Regions from separate parts of the Homo sapiens genome. Here region 1 is linked to region 2. The links are chromatin loops, found by intact Hi-C in ENCODE. Cell type or tissue: PC-3. All regions are shown on one strand. Each heading gives the region's core, and the rest is flanking DNA. Links, peaks and the distances in the headings are about the cores only.

What was found. Hi-C counts contacts between places; a loop is a spot of excess contacts. Peaks named below come from ENCODE experiments on the same cell type or tissue, not always from the same donor. Only the 100,000 strongest peaks of a DNase experiment are listed, where the experiment ranks them.
Region 1: a loop joins it to region 2, with 18 times the contacts of the local background. A loop is called at or near these places in 2 of 110 quality-filtered maps.

What each region holds. Positions count from the first base shown.
Region 1 is chr17:47,637,211-47,645,210 of GRCh38, forward strand. The region is part of intron 1 of KPNB1-DT (KPNB1 divergent transcript); the gene reads right to left. Among named protein-coding and RNA genes, the nearest start is that of KPNB1-DT, 8.2 kb to the right of the region's middle. In PC-3, for the core only: no CTCF peak of the experiment used is centred there; no DNase peak of the experiment used is centred there.
Region 2 is chr17:47,114,048-47,123,587 of GRCh38, forward strand. It overlaps CDC27 (cell division cycle 27), which reads right to left. Exons shown (of 19, transcript NM_001256.6): 18 at 8,397-8,553; 19 at 3,656-6,970. The coding sequence ends at 6,888. Among named protein-coding and RNA genes, the nearest start is that of CDC27, 70 kb to the right of the region's middle. RefSeq lists an enhancer at 5,753-6,363. In PC-3, for the core only: no CTCF peak of the experiment used is centred there; a DNase peak (open chromatin) is centred at 5,844; H3K27ac peaks cover 689 bases.

The sequences.
Region 1 (8,000 bases), core at 1-8,000, 520 kb after region 2:
AAATCTAGGCCATTCAGATCTGAGATGACTTCTTGAATTTTTCCTTTGATGATTGCTTTCTCTCCATTTCTCTATGTTCCATATCATTATAACGCTTCTTTTTTTTTTTGAGACAGAGCCTCACTCTGTCACCCAGGCTGGAGTGTACTGACGCAATCTCGGCTCACTGTGACCTCCGCCTCGGGGGTTCAAGCAATCCTCCTTCCTCAGCTTCCCGAGTAGCTGGGATTACAGGCATGCGCCACCATGCCCGGCTAATTCTTGTATTTTTAGTAGAGATGGGGCTTCACCATGTTGGTCAGGCTGGTATCGAACTCCTGACCTTGTGATCTGCCCACCTCGGCCTCTCAAAGTGCTGGGATTACAGGTGTGAGCCACCATACCCGGCCCTCTGTAATGCTTCTTAATTGAGTATTAGTCTTACTGGGCCACCTTTAGTTTTTAAAAAATTTTTCTGGCTTTTAGGGTTTTTTAAAAAGCTATTTTCTCAATTTTATCTTCCAACTCATTGATTAAAGTTAATGGTTATCATATTTTTTAGATGTTTTATTCTCCAATGTTCTTTTTTAAAAAAAAACCTGTTCTTATTTCATTGATACAACATTGTTATATCTCTGAGAATATGTATCCTCTGTTTAAAGTTTAGATTTTGTTTTGTCCTGTTCTAGGCATCATAGTTGGGATTACAGGCACACACCACCACCCCCAGCTAATTTTTGTATTTTCAATAGATATGGGGTTTCGCCATGTTGTCCAGGCTGGTCTTGAACTCCTTACCTCAGATGATCCACCCCACTTGGACTTCCAAAATGCTGGGATTATAGGTGTGAGCCACTGCACCCGGCCTAGATCAATTTTTTTTTTAATGGGCAAAATATTTAAACAGGTATTTCACAAAATAAGATATATGATGGTCAGTAGACTGGTAAAAAATGTTCGACATCATTGGCCGGGCGCGGTGGCTCAAGCCTGTAATCCCAGCACTTTGGGAGGCCGAGGCGGGCAGATCATGAGGTCAGGAGATCAAGACCATCCTGGCTAACACAGTGAAACCCTGCATCTACTAAAAATACAAAAAATTAGCCGGGCGTGGTGGTGGGCACCTGTAGTCCCAGCTACTAGGGAGGCTGAGGCAGGAGAATGGCGTGAACCCGGGAGGCGGAGCTTGCAGTGAGCCGAGATCATGCCACCGTACTCCAGCCTGGGTGACAGAGTGAGACTCCATCTAAAAAAAAAAAAAAAAATGTTCAACATCATTAGGTCATCATAGAAATGCAAATTTAAACCATAATGAAATACTATGACTAGAATGGCTAAAATTAAAAAGACTGACAATATCAAGTGTTTATGAAAATGTGGAGCAACTAAAACTCTCAAACATCTGTGGTAGAAATGTACAGTAATACAGCAACTTTGGAAAAGAGTTAGGCAGTTTCTTATAAATATATGCGCACCATATGACCTAGCATTTCCACTCCTAGGTGGAAATAAGATAAAAGCACATGTCCAAGCTGGGCACGGTGGCTCATGCCTGTAATCCCAGCACTCTGGGAGGCTGAGGCAGGTGGATCACTTGAGGTCAGGAGTTCAAGACCAGCTGGGCTAACATGGTGAAACCCCGTCTCTGCAAAAAAATACAAAAAAAATTAGCTAGGCATGGTGGCACATGCCTGTAATCCCAACTACTCGGGAGGCTGAGGTTGCAGTGAGCCGAGATCACCCTATTGCACTCCAGCCTGGATGACAGAGTGAGACTTTGTCTCAAAACAAACAAACAAACAGATGTCCACACAAAGACTTACACAAAAACGTTCAAAACAGCATTAATTCATAGTAGCCCCAGACATAATCCAAATGTCCATAAACAGGAGAATGACTAAGCCAATTCTGGCAAATTCCTACATCAGAATATTACTCAGCAAGAAAAAGGAACAAACTATTGATACATGGAACAACTGGATGAATCTCACACTAAGCAAACGACAACAGACACAAAAATAGTACATGTTTTATGATTCTATTTATACAAAAGTCTAAAAAAAGACAAATCTGGCCAGGCGTGGTGGCTCATGTCTGTAATTCCGGCACTTTGGGGAGGCTGAGACAGAAGGATCACTTCAGTCCAGGGTTTGAAACCAGCCTGGGCAATATAGCAAAACCCTGTCTCTACAAAAAACACAAAAATTAGCCGGGTATGGTGGCACATTCCTATAGTTTCAGCTACTCAGGAGGCTGAGGTGGGAGGACTGCTTGACCCAGGAAATGGAGGTTGCAGTGAGTCGAGACTGCATCACTGCACTCCAGCCTGGGTGACAGAGTGAGACCCTGCCTCAAAAAAAAAAAAAAAAGAGACAAATCCAATCTATGATGACAGAGGACAGATTGGTGGTTGCCTGGAGATGGAGGTGGAGGAGGAGAGTCGTTTGGAAGTGACACAAGAACTTTTGGTGGTGATAGAAATGTTCACTATCTTGATTGTGATGGTGATCAGATTAGCATAGAAACCTAAAACCTGCATTTTAAAAAATATATTATACCACAATAAAGGCAATTTAAAAATACACACAATGAGATAACACTATACATCCACCCACTAGAATGTCTAAAACTAAAAAGACAAGACTGACTGGGTGCATTGGCTCACACCTGTATTCCCAGCACCTTGGGAGGCCAAGGTGAGAGGATCACTTGAGCCCAGGAGTTCAAGATCAGCCTGAGCAACACAGTGAGACCCTGTCTCTACAAAAAATAAAATTAGCCAGGAGTGGTGGCATGCACCAGTGGTCCCAGTTACTTGGGGTGTTGAGGTGAGAAGATTGGCTGGGCAGGTTGAGGCTGTAGGTCACTGCACTCCAGGCTGGGCAACACAGCAAAATCCTGTCTCAAACCACTTTGGAAAACAGGTTAGCAGCTCCTTATATAAAAATATAAGCTTAACATATGACCCAGCAACTCTACTCCTAGCTATTTTTCCAAGAAAATTCAAACTTGTCCATCCAATGACTGGCACATAAATATTTATGACAAGTTTATTTATAGTAATCCCAAATGGAAGCAACCCAAATGTCCATCACCAGATGAATGAATAAATGTGTGGTACATCCATGCAATGGAAAACGATGAAAAGGGATGAACTACTGCTATGCATAACAATGTGCTTCATTTCAAAAACACACGGAGCAAAAGAAGCACCAAAGAGTACATATGGCACGATTTTACTTACATAAAATTCTAGAGAACACAAAATAAAATAATGTCCACAAGTAGACTGTGGCTGTAGGATGTAGGAGGTTGATTGCAAAGGAGTGTAAGTCATGGTGCTGGTAAATTGGTTCCCAAAAAAAGAAAGAAAGAAAAAGCCTGGATTTGTGGTACTTACTGTTTTCTGTGGTGTAAATACTCCCACCATGACCAACTTTGAGCTACTAATACGATGTTACTAATGTAGATTTGGGAAGAGATGTACATATTTGGCTCTCCTGAGCTGGTACTAGCTAGCTCCAGCACATTACCACAGAAAGGAACAAAGGTGATCCGATGGTCAGTATCTTGACTGTGGTAGTGGTAGCACAGGTTTATACATCTGTCAAAACTTACCAAACTGTACTCTTAAAATTGGTGCACTTTCTGCATGTAAATTATATTTCAAAAACAGTTATGTTTCAAATAAATATCAGCAACAACCCATATGCCCAATAACAAGGGACTGGTTACATTAGTTTATTGTTTATCCTCTTGATAGACTAGGATGCAGCCATTCAAACTTAGAAAATTTCAGCAACACAGCAACATGCTTTGCTATACTGTATCATGTTTTGTGGCAGAATAGGAAATTTTATTTATTTATTTTTATTTTTTATTTTTTTTGAGATGGAGTTTCACTCTTGTTGCCCAGGCTGGAAGCAATGGCGCAATCTTGGGTCACCACAACCTCCACCTCCCAGGTTCAAGCGATTTTTCTGCCTCAGCCTCCCAAGTAGCTGGGATTACAGGCATGCAACACCATGCCCAGCTAATTTTGTATTTTTAATAGAGTCGGGGTTTTTCCATGTTGGTCAGGATGGTCTTGAATTCCCGACCTCAGGTGATCCACCCGCCTCAGCCTCCCAAAGTGCTAGGATTACAGGCGTGAGCCACTGTGCCTGGCCAGGAAATTTTATTTTTACCATATGTTTGTCTATGCAAATTTTGTGGGCAGATGGATAACATGAGGCTTTTTGAAAGCACTGTCATGAGTTAATTCTTTTCTTTGTATTTAGAAGCAGTATACAGCAAAATGGTTGACAGCCCAGAATCTGTAGCCAGACTACCTGGGCTAGTAGTATTCAGATCCCAGGTGTCACTTCTCTCAGCTGGGTGACCTTAAGCAACTAACCTAAACTCTTTGAGCCTTAGTTTCCTTTTTCGTTTTTTGTCTTTTTTTTGAGAGGGAGTCTCGTTCTGTCGCCCAGGCTGGAGTGCAGTGGCGCGATCTTGGCTCACTGCAACCTCCACCTCCTTGGTTCAAGCAATTCTCCTGCCTCAGCCTCCCGAGTAGCTGGGATTACAGGTGTCCACCACCATGCCCGGCTAATTTTTTTGTATTTTCTCGTAGAGACGGGGTTTCATCGTCTTGGCCAGGCTGGTCTTGAACTCCTGACCTCATGATCCACCCGCCTCGCCGCCTCGGCCTCCCAAAGTGCTGGGATTACAGGCATGAGCCACCGCACCTGGCCAAGCCTTAGTTTCTTGACTGTAAAAAAGGCACAATAGGAGTACCTATTTTGGAGGGTTGCTGGGAGGATTAAATGAGTTACTATATGTAAAGAGCCTTGAACAATACAAAGAGTAAGTGTTTTAAAAACATCAGGCTGGGTGCAGTGGCTCATACCTATAATACTAGCACTTTGGGAGGTGGGAGGTTCACTTAAGCCCAGGAGTTTGAGACCAGCCCGGGCAACATGACAAAACCCCATTTCTACAAAAAATACCCCCCAACACACCCCAAAAATTAGCCAGGTGTGGTGGCACACACCTGTAGTCCCAGCTACTGAGGAGGCTGAGGTGGGAGGATCACTTAAGCGGGAAGTTCAAGGCTACAGTGGGATCACATCACTGCACTCCAGCCTGGGTGACAGAGCAAGATGCTGTCTCAAAAAAAAAAAAAAAAAAAAAAAAAGGGCCGTGTGCAGTGGCTCACGCCTGTAATCCCAGCACTTTGGGAGGCCGAGGCAGGTGGATCACCTGAGGTCAGGAGTTCGAGACCAGCCTGACCAACATGGAGAAACCGCGTCTCTACTAAAAACACAAAAAAATTAGCTGGGCATGGTGGCACATGCCTGTAATCTCAGCTACTCGGGAGGCTGAGGCAGAAGAACCGCTTGAACGCAGGAGGCGGAGGTTGCGGTGAGCCAAGATCGTGCCATTGCACTCCAGCCCGGGAAACAAGAGCGAAAGTCGGTCTCAAAAAAAAAAAAAAAAGCTATTATTTTCATGAAGCAATGATATTGTTTGGACAATAAAAATGCTTACTATGTGCTAGGCAGGAAACACAGGAATTTATATGACATGGCTTCTAACCTTGAGGAGCTATAAATGTGGTTCTCAATTGTGGGGAGGATTTAGCAGGGATTCACTCCCTTCCTAGGAGTTATTCTGTAACATCTGGAGACATTTTTGATTGTCCCACCATGACTTGGTGGGAGACGAGCCAGTGGAACTTAGTAGGCAGGGGCCAGAAATGCTGCTAAACATTCTGAAATGAACAGGACAGCTTCCCCAAAGGTAATTATGTGAGGGCAGGCACAGTGGCTCATGCCTATAATCCCAGCACTTTGGGAAACCGAAGCGGGTGGATCACTTGAGGCCAGGAGTTCGATACAAGCCTGGGCAACACAGCAAAACCCCGTCTCTACAAAAAATACAAAAATTAGCCATGTGTGGTGGTGCATGCCTGTAATCCCAGCTACTCAGGAGGTTACCCAGCTACTGGGAGGCAGAGGTCACAGTGAGCCAAGATCACGCCATGGCACTCCAGTCTGAACAAGAGTGAGACTCTGCTCTCTGCCACCACCGCCCCCCAACACCCACAAAAAAAAGAATTATGTTGTCCAAAATAATCAAGGTTGAGAAACCCTGAGTCATAGTCTAACTCAGGACAAAAGATACATGCATACATACAAATTGTACAAGGCAGACAATCAAAATAGAGCATTATGCAATTATACATATAAAAAAAAAAACAGAAAAGATAGAATAGCCCTGGGCCAGAGTACAGGATTCCCTGTGACACCTGGCCAGGAAGACAGGCCTCAGTGAACTTCCAGTTTTGGGACCCAGTGGACATACTTCAACGATTTGCAACTTTTAGCTTATTCTATCAGTAGGTACCTTTTTTAAAGGTTAAGTCAAAGTTAAAAGGCTTCACTTCTGCATTGCACTACCAGTGTGAAAATGTACTGGGGCCAGTTCACATATGTTTAATTCATATTATCTTTTCAATGCAACTTGATAAAGAGTTGAGTCAATTTAAAATTCTTAAAAGGGCGGAGCAAGGTGGCTCATGTCTATAATCCCAGCATCTTGGGAGGCAGAGGCAGGAGGATCACTTGAGTCCAGGAGTTTAAGACCTGTCTGGGCAACATAGGGAGACCCTGTCTCTACAAAAAAATGAACAAAATTAGCCAGGTGCAGTGGCTCACACCTGTAGTCCCAGCTTTTTGGGAGGCTAAGGGAGGAGGACTGTTTGAGCCCGGGAGGTTGAGGCTGCAGTGAGCCAAGATCATGCCATTGCATTTCAGCCTGGGCAACAGAGCAAGATCCAGTCTCAATAAATAAATAAATAAATAAAATCATTAAAAGTACATTTTTTGGAGTCAACAAGAAATGATACATAGGAATATTTTGGTTTCCATTTAAAATAGAACCATTTTGGGGAAAATATGCCAATATTTTAATGGTGGATATAATTTGAGGTTGCAGGTGGTTTCTGCGGAATTCCTTTTCAAAATTCCTACAGTGAGGAACATATATTTCTTTGATAATCTGAGAAAGAAGAAAGCATCTGGGCGCAGTAACTCACGCCTGTAATCTCAGCACTTAGGAGGCTGAGTCAGGTGGACTGCTTGAGCTCAGGAGTTCAAGACAGCCTGGACAACATGGTGAGACCATGTCTCTACAAAAATTAGCTGGGTGTGGTGGCATGTGCCTGTAGTCCCAGCTTGAATAGCGGTGGTGGAGGCTGCAGTGAGCCAAGATTGCGCCACTGTACTCCGGCTTGGGTCAGTGTAAGACCCTGTCTAAAAAAAAGCCTGATGTAATCCATACATAGTTCAAGGAAATGCAACTTGAAGTCTCGGTGTAATCCTCCCCATCCTACTAAACCATGTGGCCACCAACTCCTCCCACTTGGGAAACACTGCAAAGTGGCACCACCACCCATTCTGCAGTGCAAGCCAGAAATCTAGTAGGGACCAGTGGACACTTCCCTCTTCTTTCAATCAATCGCAAAGTTCTTCATGCCACTGCATTCTAGCCTGGGAGACAAAGCGAGATCCTGTCTCAAAAAAAAAAAAAAAAAAAAAAATCACCAAGCTCAATTAATTTCGATATCTCTTTGTGTTTCTACCATTACTTCCACCCTTCTCCTTTTCACAAGTATCATGTCCTATGTGATTACTGCAACGGCCTCCTAACTGGTCTCCCTGCATCTGCTCTTTCCCCTTCCCACCCAATCTCGACATTGTAATGACCATCCTTCTTAAAACCTTTCAATAGCTCTCCTTTGCTCTTAGGATATAGACAAAACCACTTGCATGGCAGGGAAGATCTTATATGGTCTTGCCTCCACTCAAAACTAGCTCAACTCAATCCCTTGTTCTCTGTTTTGGGGACACTGGCATTCTTGCAGTAACTTGTAATCCCCAAGCTCCTTCCCACGAGAGTCTCCATACACACTATTCCTCTCTTCTTCACCTGAGTAACTCTCTTCCCTTCCTCAGCTAAGCTTTCCCTGAACTCCC
Region 2 (9,540 bases), core at 1,471-9,470:
TTTGATATCTTATCAATGTAGTCAGCTTCCAGCAATAATCCTATCAAGTCAGTTTAGCCAGAAACCCCTTATCTTTGATGTTTTCTCTTAGTAATTTTCCATCAACTGACCCCATTCTGTTCCTTGGATATACACCTCCACTTGTCCCTGTTAAAATCAGAGTCCTATCTCTCTCCCCTACTGCAAGACCCCATTGCAGTAGGCCCTATACCTATGTCCATGCCCCCCATTGTGTCTTATGATCTTTAGCAAGTGTCATAAATACATTTTTCTTTTTTTTTTTTCCTTTTTTTTCTGAAACGGAGTCTCGCTTTGTCATCCAGGCTGGAGTGCAGTGGCGCGATCTCGGCTCACTACAAGCTCCGCCTCCTGGATTCATGCCATTCTCCTGCCTCAGCCTCCCAAGTAGCTGGGGCTACAGACGCCCGCCACCACGCCCAGCTAATTTTTTTTTTTTTTTTTTTTTTTTTTTTTTTTTTTTTTTTTTTTAGTAGAGACAGGGTTTCACTGTGTTAGCCAGGATGGTCTTGATCTCCTGACCTCATGATCCGCCTGCCTTGGCCTCCCAAAGTGCTGGTATTACAGGCGTGAGCCACGCTCCCGGCCATAAATACATTTTTCTTTTTTCCTTTGAGACAGGGTCTTACTCTGCCACCCAGGCTGGGTACAGCAGTGCCATCATGGCTCACTGCAGCTTCAACCTCTGAGGCTCAAGTGATCCTCTCACCTCAGCCTTCCAAGTAGCTGGGACCAGAGGTGCACTCCACCATGCCTGGTTAATTTTTACCCATTTTTTGTAGAGATGGGGGTCTCACTATGTTACCCAGGCTGGTCTTGAACTCCTTGGCTCAAGTGATCCATCACCCTTAGCCTCCGAAAGTGCTAACATTGCAGGCATGAGCCACGGTGCCCAGCCTACATTTCTCTTTCTTCTTTTCTTTTCTATTTTTTTTTTTTTTTTTTTTTTTTTTTTTTGAGATGGAGTCTCGCCCTGTCACACAGGCTGGAGTGCAATGGTGCGATCTCGGCTCACTGCAACCTTCATCTCCCAGGTTCAAGTGATTCTCCTACCTCAGCCTACAGAGTAGCTGGGACTACAGGCGCACGCCACCACACCTGGCTAATTTTTGTATTTTTAGTAGAGACGGGGTTTCACCATGGTGGCCAGGATGACCTGGATCTCCTGACCTCGTGATCCATCTGCCTTGGCCTCCCAAAGTGCTGGGATTACAGGTGTGAGCCACCGCGCCCGGCCCATTTTTCTCTCTCCCTCTCTTTTTTTAATACAGACGGGGTCTTATTATGCGGCCCAGGCTGGTCTCTAACTCGGGCTCATCCGCACATCTCGGCCACCCAAAGTGCTGGGATTACAGGTGTGAGCCACAACGTCTGGCCTACATTTTTCCTAAGAGTGTTGAATATTAAAAGGATGCTTGAGGCTGGGGCGGGCGAACTGCTTGAGCCCATGAGTCTGAGACCAGCCTGGGCAATATGGCAATACCCCATCTCTACAAAAACACAAAAAATTAGCTGGGAGTGGTGGGGCATGCCTGTAGTCCCAACTACTTGGGAGGCTAAGGCAGGAGGATCCCTTGAACTTGGGAGGTAGAAGATGCAGTGAGCTGTGATCGTGCCACTGCATTCCAGCCTGAATAACAGAGCAAAACCTTGTCTCCAAAAAAAAAAAAAAAAAAAAAAAAAAAAAAAAAAAAAAGAATGCTTGCAATAGAGGAAGTTAATAAAAATGCAAGAACTGAAAGAAAATTGAAGATTTATAACTTTCTACTTTAAAGCAAATCCTAGTCACTCAAAGAGGGAAAATATATTCCAATTTCAGTGGCAGAAGAGAAGCAGCACATAGATCAAAGCCCTAACAAAGGACTATACTACAACAGATCTGGCTGATTAATAATAAAGTTTCCTCTGTAAAACCTGGACCTTGATATTGGCCTACAGTAGACTTTATATTTAAAAATGCTAGGCTGGGCGCGGTGGCTCACGCCTGTAATCTCAACACTTTGGGAGGCCGAGGTGGGCAGATCACGAGGTCAAGAGACCAAAACCATCCTGGCTAACATGGTGAAACCGTCTCTACTAAAAATACAAAAAAAATTAGCCAGGCGTCGCGGGGAGCGCCTGTAGTCGCAGCTACTCGGGAGGCTGAGGCAGCAGAATGGCGTGAACCCTGGGAGCTTGCAGTGAGCCAAGACTGCGCCACTGCACTCCAGCCTGGGTGACAGAGCGAGACTCCGTCTCAAAAAAAAAAAAAAAAAAAAAATGCTAGAGAGGGCCAGATGCGGTGGCTCAAGCCTGTAATCCCAACACTTTGGGAGCCCACGGTGGGCGGATCACCTGAGGTCGGGAGTTTGAGACCAGCCTGACCAACATGGAAAGCCCGTCTCTACTAAAAATACAAAAATTAGCTGGGCGTGGTGGCACATGCCTGTAGTCCCAGCTACTCAGGAGGCTAAGGCAGGAGAATCGCTTGGACCTGGGAGGTGGAGGTTGCGGTGAGTCGAGATCGCGCCACTGCACTCCAGCCTGGGCAACAAGAGCGAAACTCTATCTCAAAAAAAAAAAAAAAAAAAAAAAAAGGCTAGAGGGCTGGGTGAGGTGACTCACGCTTATAATCTCAGTGCTTTGGGAGGCTGAGGTGGGAGGATTGCTTGAGGCCAGGAGTTTGAGATTAGCCTGGGCAACATAGCAATACCCTGACTCTACAAAAATAAAAAATAAAAAATGAGCCAGGTGTCGTGGTGCATGTTTAGTCCTGGCTACCTGGGTGGCTGAGGTGGGAGGATTGCTTGAGTCCAGGAGTTCGAGGCTGCAGTGAGCTATGATCATACTACTGCACTCCAGGATGCGGGGCAGAGCGAGACTGTCTTTAAAAAAATGCTAGAGAAGACAACTTACAGTTACCATTAAATATGACTTGAAACCTCCAGAGGAAGTCCAAAACTAAAATATAAGATTCTGAACATACACTAATGCCAAAAGTGCCCAGTTTTATCATTTAATAGCTGAGCCTGTTTTCTGTTTTGTAAAATGAAGTAATACCTACCTTCTAGTGATGAGAATTGAAAATACCATCCACAAAGCAAGTAACACAATCCATAGACCAGGATCTCAGCAAACATAGCTTTTAAACAAAGTTTGCACTTACAAAGAAAAATAAAACCTATACTGAACCTTCATGAACCATAAGTTGTCAGCTAAACAAGCCAAAGAATAGCTCCATGTCTAAGCTGCTGTTTATCCTTGTTCAGCTGACATTAAATGGCAGGTCCTAGGGAAGGTTATGAGGTCTGCATTGTTCCCCTTGGAACTGCCCAGCTCACCCCACCTTCACATGTTTTTCCCTGTTACTGCCTTTTCTTCAAGTCTGAATAAAACCCTTCAGCTCTTTGTACTTTCTCCAAGATACCAAAAAAAAAAAAATTTCAAATTAGAGTAAAATTTAGTTTCTACATCTTACTTCTTTCAGATCCTGACCTTTTTAAATAGATTCTAATTGGAACAAAAAAACCTTTGTGTCCCTTTTGAAGAAATTTCAGAAATCACGTGATCAAAGAATAAGCAGTTGACTTGCAAATTCGCAGCTGCTGGTTGGTAAGGGGCTTCTGTAGTTTGAAAAAAGGTATTCTAAAAATTACCATTGTTTTTGTCATAGTATTTATTTTGATATTCCAAATAATACTAAAAAAGAGTATGACCGTTTAAAAATATAAATATATTAAGAGTGTAAGTTTTAAAAAATTAGATAAACATTGCTCTAGTTTTTTGTGAAACATAAAACTGTATCTCTGTTTTTCTGTGCCTTCTTATTAAAATACAGATGGCACAGCTTTCATATAGCTTTAACAACTTGATTATAAATTGCTTTCAAAAGTAACTTATTTGGATTTTCCATATCCTTTAATGAATTGCAAATATATTAACAGAAAAGACTTTCCCCCTCAACACTGTACAATTTCTGAAATAAGTCAGTTAAAGCAAAAAGAAGACACAAAATTACATTGTTTCAATGCAAACAGAACACACACTTCATACCCACACTTGCATTTTCCCAGGTTTTCACAAAGAAAATGGGTCACCATATTTCTCAGTGAAGACTCATACTATACTCTGGCTAATCAGAGACTTCCAAACTTTTTTCTTCAAAAAGAGCATTTTTAATAGACTAAATACTGGTTATCACTGAGTTTTTGTTTAAGGTACAACAGCAGCATGGTTCAAATGTTACTTGTAGTTCTCGGAAAAATTAAAAATTTTAAGTGATGAATACAGAAAATGTAGGGACCACCTTTCATTCTTTTGAGTACCACTGTTCTCTTGAAAAAATATTCTAACCTTCTAAAATCCCAGAGTTAAGAACCATTTCCAAGGGGAAAAACAAATCCAAGGCCACAACATAACTTCTGAACAAGTGTGTGCGCGTATATATATATGTATATAGATGTATTAAGTTGGTGCAAAAGTAATTGCAGGTTTTGCCATAAAAGTCATGGCAAAAACCACAATTACTTATGCACCAACCTAATATATGTGTGAAACAGAGAAAAGGATGTCAAACTACTTAATTTAATTTCTGTAAAATAAACTTCTGAAATTTGAAGCAAACATTTTGCTTGATCAAAATGTGTTCTTCTTCGGGTTGTTTGATCCCCATTCCATGCAAAAAACAAAACCAAACAAAAAAAGAAACTGCAAAAGCCAGAAAGTGTTACTACGTGGGAAATAAGGCTTCAAATACCTAAATGACTTTGAAAGTAGGTATGAGGAAAAATAAAATAGGCCAAGCTTGGGCGGAAACTGTCCCCCAACCAGCCATTGCCATGGCATGTCTTACAAAACGATCCTTTTATCCTTGGTCTCAAAAAATCAGTACCAGAAAGACTCTCACCTCTGGCACATAAATTCCTGCTACAAAAAGATAATTATACTTCAGCAAGTTATGTTCTAAGCTTAGCTTTCTCCAGGCTTTATAACGCAGAACTCAGGTTGAAGCTTTCTATAAAACTCTAAATGACACTGTTATACAGCACCTTGTGCTTTGCCAATTAAAAAAATAAAAGAATCTAAAATTAAATATTACAGAACTAATGGATAATACAATAGCATACGTGTTAGAATCCAAGTGCTAGCCTCTGGGAATTTTTCATTATATTTATTTTCTCCCAACTGTTCCTTTTTTTTAAAAAAGTATTGTTTTAGACAGTACATATACATAAATTTAGGTAGGGAAATCTGTTAAATATCTCTCTGGCACCTGATACCTAAAGACCCTGACTTGAATTAATTTATAAATTGTACCTAATCCATGTTCAAATGAGATTAACAGTAAATTATAGAAAATTACTGAGTCTACAGACTAAAATTTTTTTCACATCTTTTGTAATCCACCTTATTTTCACAGCTTGACTAACAAATACAGGTAAGTTTGTCCTCCATCAAATAATCCAGAATAATAACTGTAGGCCTGTCATTCATAAGAAACTATAATTTGTTATATTCTGACACTGGCACTTAATAAAATGTTAACAACTAAAATTTCTCTAAAAATTTCAATACATTACAGTAAAGGAGATAAACAATTTAAGACTGTTTAAATCTGTTACTGTGGAATTCCAATAATTATCATTTTATATGCATAATTGAATTCTTAAAATTGTGGCCATTTTCCAAAGACACCAATCTATATTATGACAAACTCAGAAGAGAACCTATCTCCTTCATAAGAATGTTTTTTCCCCCAAGCTAAAAATTTCCAACATCCTAAACCCAATTACTCTTAGTAAATGTTTTGGTGACTCACACTACTGAAAAAATCTGAAGCAGAGAGTCAAAAAGAATGGAAAGGATCTCAACCAAAGGTAACCACACATTCTTACACTCTGCTTAAGCAAACACTTAGAAAAGTCAAAGGGATGTTTTGAACAAATATAGATTCAAGGTTATGGTACAATTCTGATTATATTAAGGCTTTCACTATCATGATCTCTTAAAAGTCTCTCCACTTTAGTGTTCTCCTTCTGATTCATATGGTGAACTTAAGGGGTTATTAAGGGCCTTGTTTTGGCTTCTCAGTGGGGAACCACTCTATCATCTCTGAATGTTAAAGGTGATCCCACAGAGCTCAAAGAGAAGAGGCAATATGGTAAGAAACAATTTTAAAGTTTGCAATACCAAGACAACAATGATCAACACTTTGAAGCAAGATGAATAAATTAAAATTCTTGGTTAGACATTAAAGCATTCTTGCCAAGAATAAGAGTACACTGTATGGAGGGATATTTGATTCCTACATACGAGTCCCAATATGCCCATTACATTTGTTTATGGGAGATACTGCAAGTTTAAGGTAATTTACATTCCTTGGCAATCAAGTCACTGTTATAGGCAACGTCTTTTATTGTTCCATCTGGCACTTGCAAACACCATTCTTGAAGAACCTAGAAATGAAGGTCAGTTACTCTGTTTATCAGGAACAGAACCAAATAAAAACAAATTTTTGAAAAAGCAACCAAGAAACTCTGGTTCATCACTATTTTCCATATCTAATGGTTCCTTCAAGATAAAGCATAACTCTTCCTTTCATGATACTTTCCAACAAAGGGAGATTAAAGAAAAACAGAAAAGAAAGTTCCCCACCCTACCCCCCATAAATTGTCATTCATACTGGTAAAAGAGCCAGTCTTGTTAGCAGCTAAATATTGCACTGCCTTTCATTCTGTATACAGTCAGGGTCCAATGAAAGTGGCACACTCATGGTATAAGTGACGGACGATGACACCGCCAGCTCAAGAGTAAAGACTCAGTATACAGAGGGACAAGAAACACGTCAGCACTAGTCACACATCCAGTTGTAAAAGTCTGATTTCCAGAAGTTAAAATTCATCACTTTCAGCTGCATGAAGTTGTGTGTCATCCGCATCTGTCATGCTGCTCTCCTGGGATTCATCTGTTCCCACTTTAAAAATAAAACAGAAGTCCACAGTAAGTTTTCTGACAAATATGTCCTGTTGGTTCATGAAAACAAGTAAGAAAAATTGTATTATATTCAGAGAGATAAAACCCTAAATAAAGGCCCTTAAAAATCCTCATATCCTTTAATAAAATGCAACTCAAGTTTCCTAACTTTATAATAGGTCTGATATTAGCTTACTGCATTTTACCTTTAAGTTTTAACTACCAAAACTGCCTCTTCCTAATGAGTTCCTTATTCCTGCCCTAGGAATTACAACTAGCTAGTTCTCTGAGACATTAAAAAAAAAAAATTGACATTTCCCCCAACCTCCAATCACTGACTCCACTTTAAGAATACTCCCTGCTAGTCCACAGAAACACAGACTATAACCTTCAGTTTCAAAAGGTTTATGGGGTCAGTCTATCAGTCAATCAATCAATCAATCATCTATCTTGCTCTGTCACCTAGGCTGGAGTGCAGTGGCACAATCATAGCTCACTGCAGCCTCAAACTCCTGGGCTCAAGTGGTATGATTCTCCTGCCTCAGCCTCCCAAGTAGCTGGGACTATAGACACGTACCACCACAGCCAGCTACTTTTAAAAATTTGTTTAGAGACAGGGTCTCACTGGCTAGTCGTGAAATCCTAGGCTCAAGCAATCCTCCCACCTCAGCCTCCTGAGTAGCTGCGATTACATACGCAAGCCATCATGCCTGGCATATATATACTTTTTTTTTTTTTTTGAGACAGAGTTTCATTCTTGTCATCCAGGTTGGAGTGCAATGGCGTGATTTCGGCTCACTGCAACTTCAGCCTCCTGGGTTCAAGCAATTCTCCTGTCTCAGCCTCCCGAGTAGCTAGGATTACAGGCGCCCGCAACCACGCCCAGCTAATTTTTGTATTTTTAGTAGAGACGAGGTTTCACCATGTTGGTCAGCTGGTGTCATCTCCTGACCTCAGGTGATCCACCCACCTCCACCTCCCAAAGTGTTGGAATTACAGGCCTGAGCCACTGCGACTGGCCCCATGGCTTATAATTTTAATTAAAGCCTTTCACCAAGTTTTCTGGAACAAAGGCATCTAATCAGAATTTATCTTGTCAGAAATTTCTCCATTCTGTTATTTAAAAAACTACATTTTTATGAAGCAGATAAAACAGTACTGGTTACATATTCAAACATAAATTGAGGTCCAGGTAAAACTTAGCAATGAATTTGTCAAAGTCACACAGCAAACTAGATCCAGAACAGAGACTCATTATCTGACTTTATATGCATTTTGTTATTACATCACCCTGTTCAATTTCCCTAAAAGTCCATTTGGTATAATGAAAACACCATGGTTAGAAAAATAAAATAAAAGAGTAGCCTACAAATCCTTATGCAAAAGGTAACTTTCTAAATACTCAAAATCATATGTATGATACTTACTGATCTGTTCTTCTTGGGTTATTGGCTCCTCATCATCTGGAAGATAACGCTTATCAATTGCCTCTTTAATCTGGTTATTGGCTCCTTTAGGATCTAAATCCATAGCCCAAGAGAAATTCATCAGGGCGAGGTGCGTTTGACCTAACTTCTTGTAAACCTAAAAATAAACAGCAGCACTACATTTTTCATTAAGTTGTGAGCTTCAACTATAAAATTCTAACTATATATATACTTATTTATTTATTTTTGAGATGGAGTCTCACTCTATTACCCAGGCTAGAGTGCAATGGCACGATCTTGGCTCACTGCAACCTCCACCTCCCAGGTTCAAGCGATTCTCCTGCTTCAGTCTCCTGAGTAGCTCGGACTACAGGTGCCCACCACCACCCCTGGCTAATTTTTGTATTTTTAGTAGAGACAGGGTTTTGCCATGTTAGCTAGGCTACTCTCAAACTCCTGACTCAGATGATCCACCTGCCTCCCAAAGTGCTGGGATTACAGGTGTGAGCCACCGCGCCCAGCCTCTACAATTCTAAATATTTATAATTTAAATTAGGCTCCTGATTTATGTGCTCTAAACTCATTCTAAGGGTAGGACATTTTCTTCCTACAGATGAACTCATACCAGCTTTTGAGTTCCTTTTAATATAATCAGACATTATTTTCAGAATTCCTTGCTTCTATCTTTCAGGTAGTAAGTTTCCAATAAATATCACTCTGACTGGAGCAATGATAATGGGATTAAATGGATTATAAACTGCTTAATTAACTTTCATTTACAGTGATTTTAAATTGAGTTATATCAACTCTTTACAACTGTCCACAGTCACCTTAACTAATTGGCATATGGAGGTCTAGTCTGTAAAAAACTGACTAGTCTGGCCTTGGGACTCTCAGAAGCCATTTCTCTTAATCAAGACAACACAGTGCCATTCATGTTCTTCTACTTTTTTTTCTACTTTTTTTTTTTTTTTTTTTTCTTTCTGAGACAGAATCTTGTTCTCTTGCCCAGGCTGGAGTGCAGTGGGGTGATCTTGGCTCATGGCAACCTCTGCCTCCCAGGTTCAAGTGATTCTCGTGCCTCAGCCTCTGGAGTAGCTGGGATTACAGGCATGTGTCACCATGCCCAGCTAATTTTTTGTAT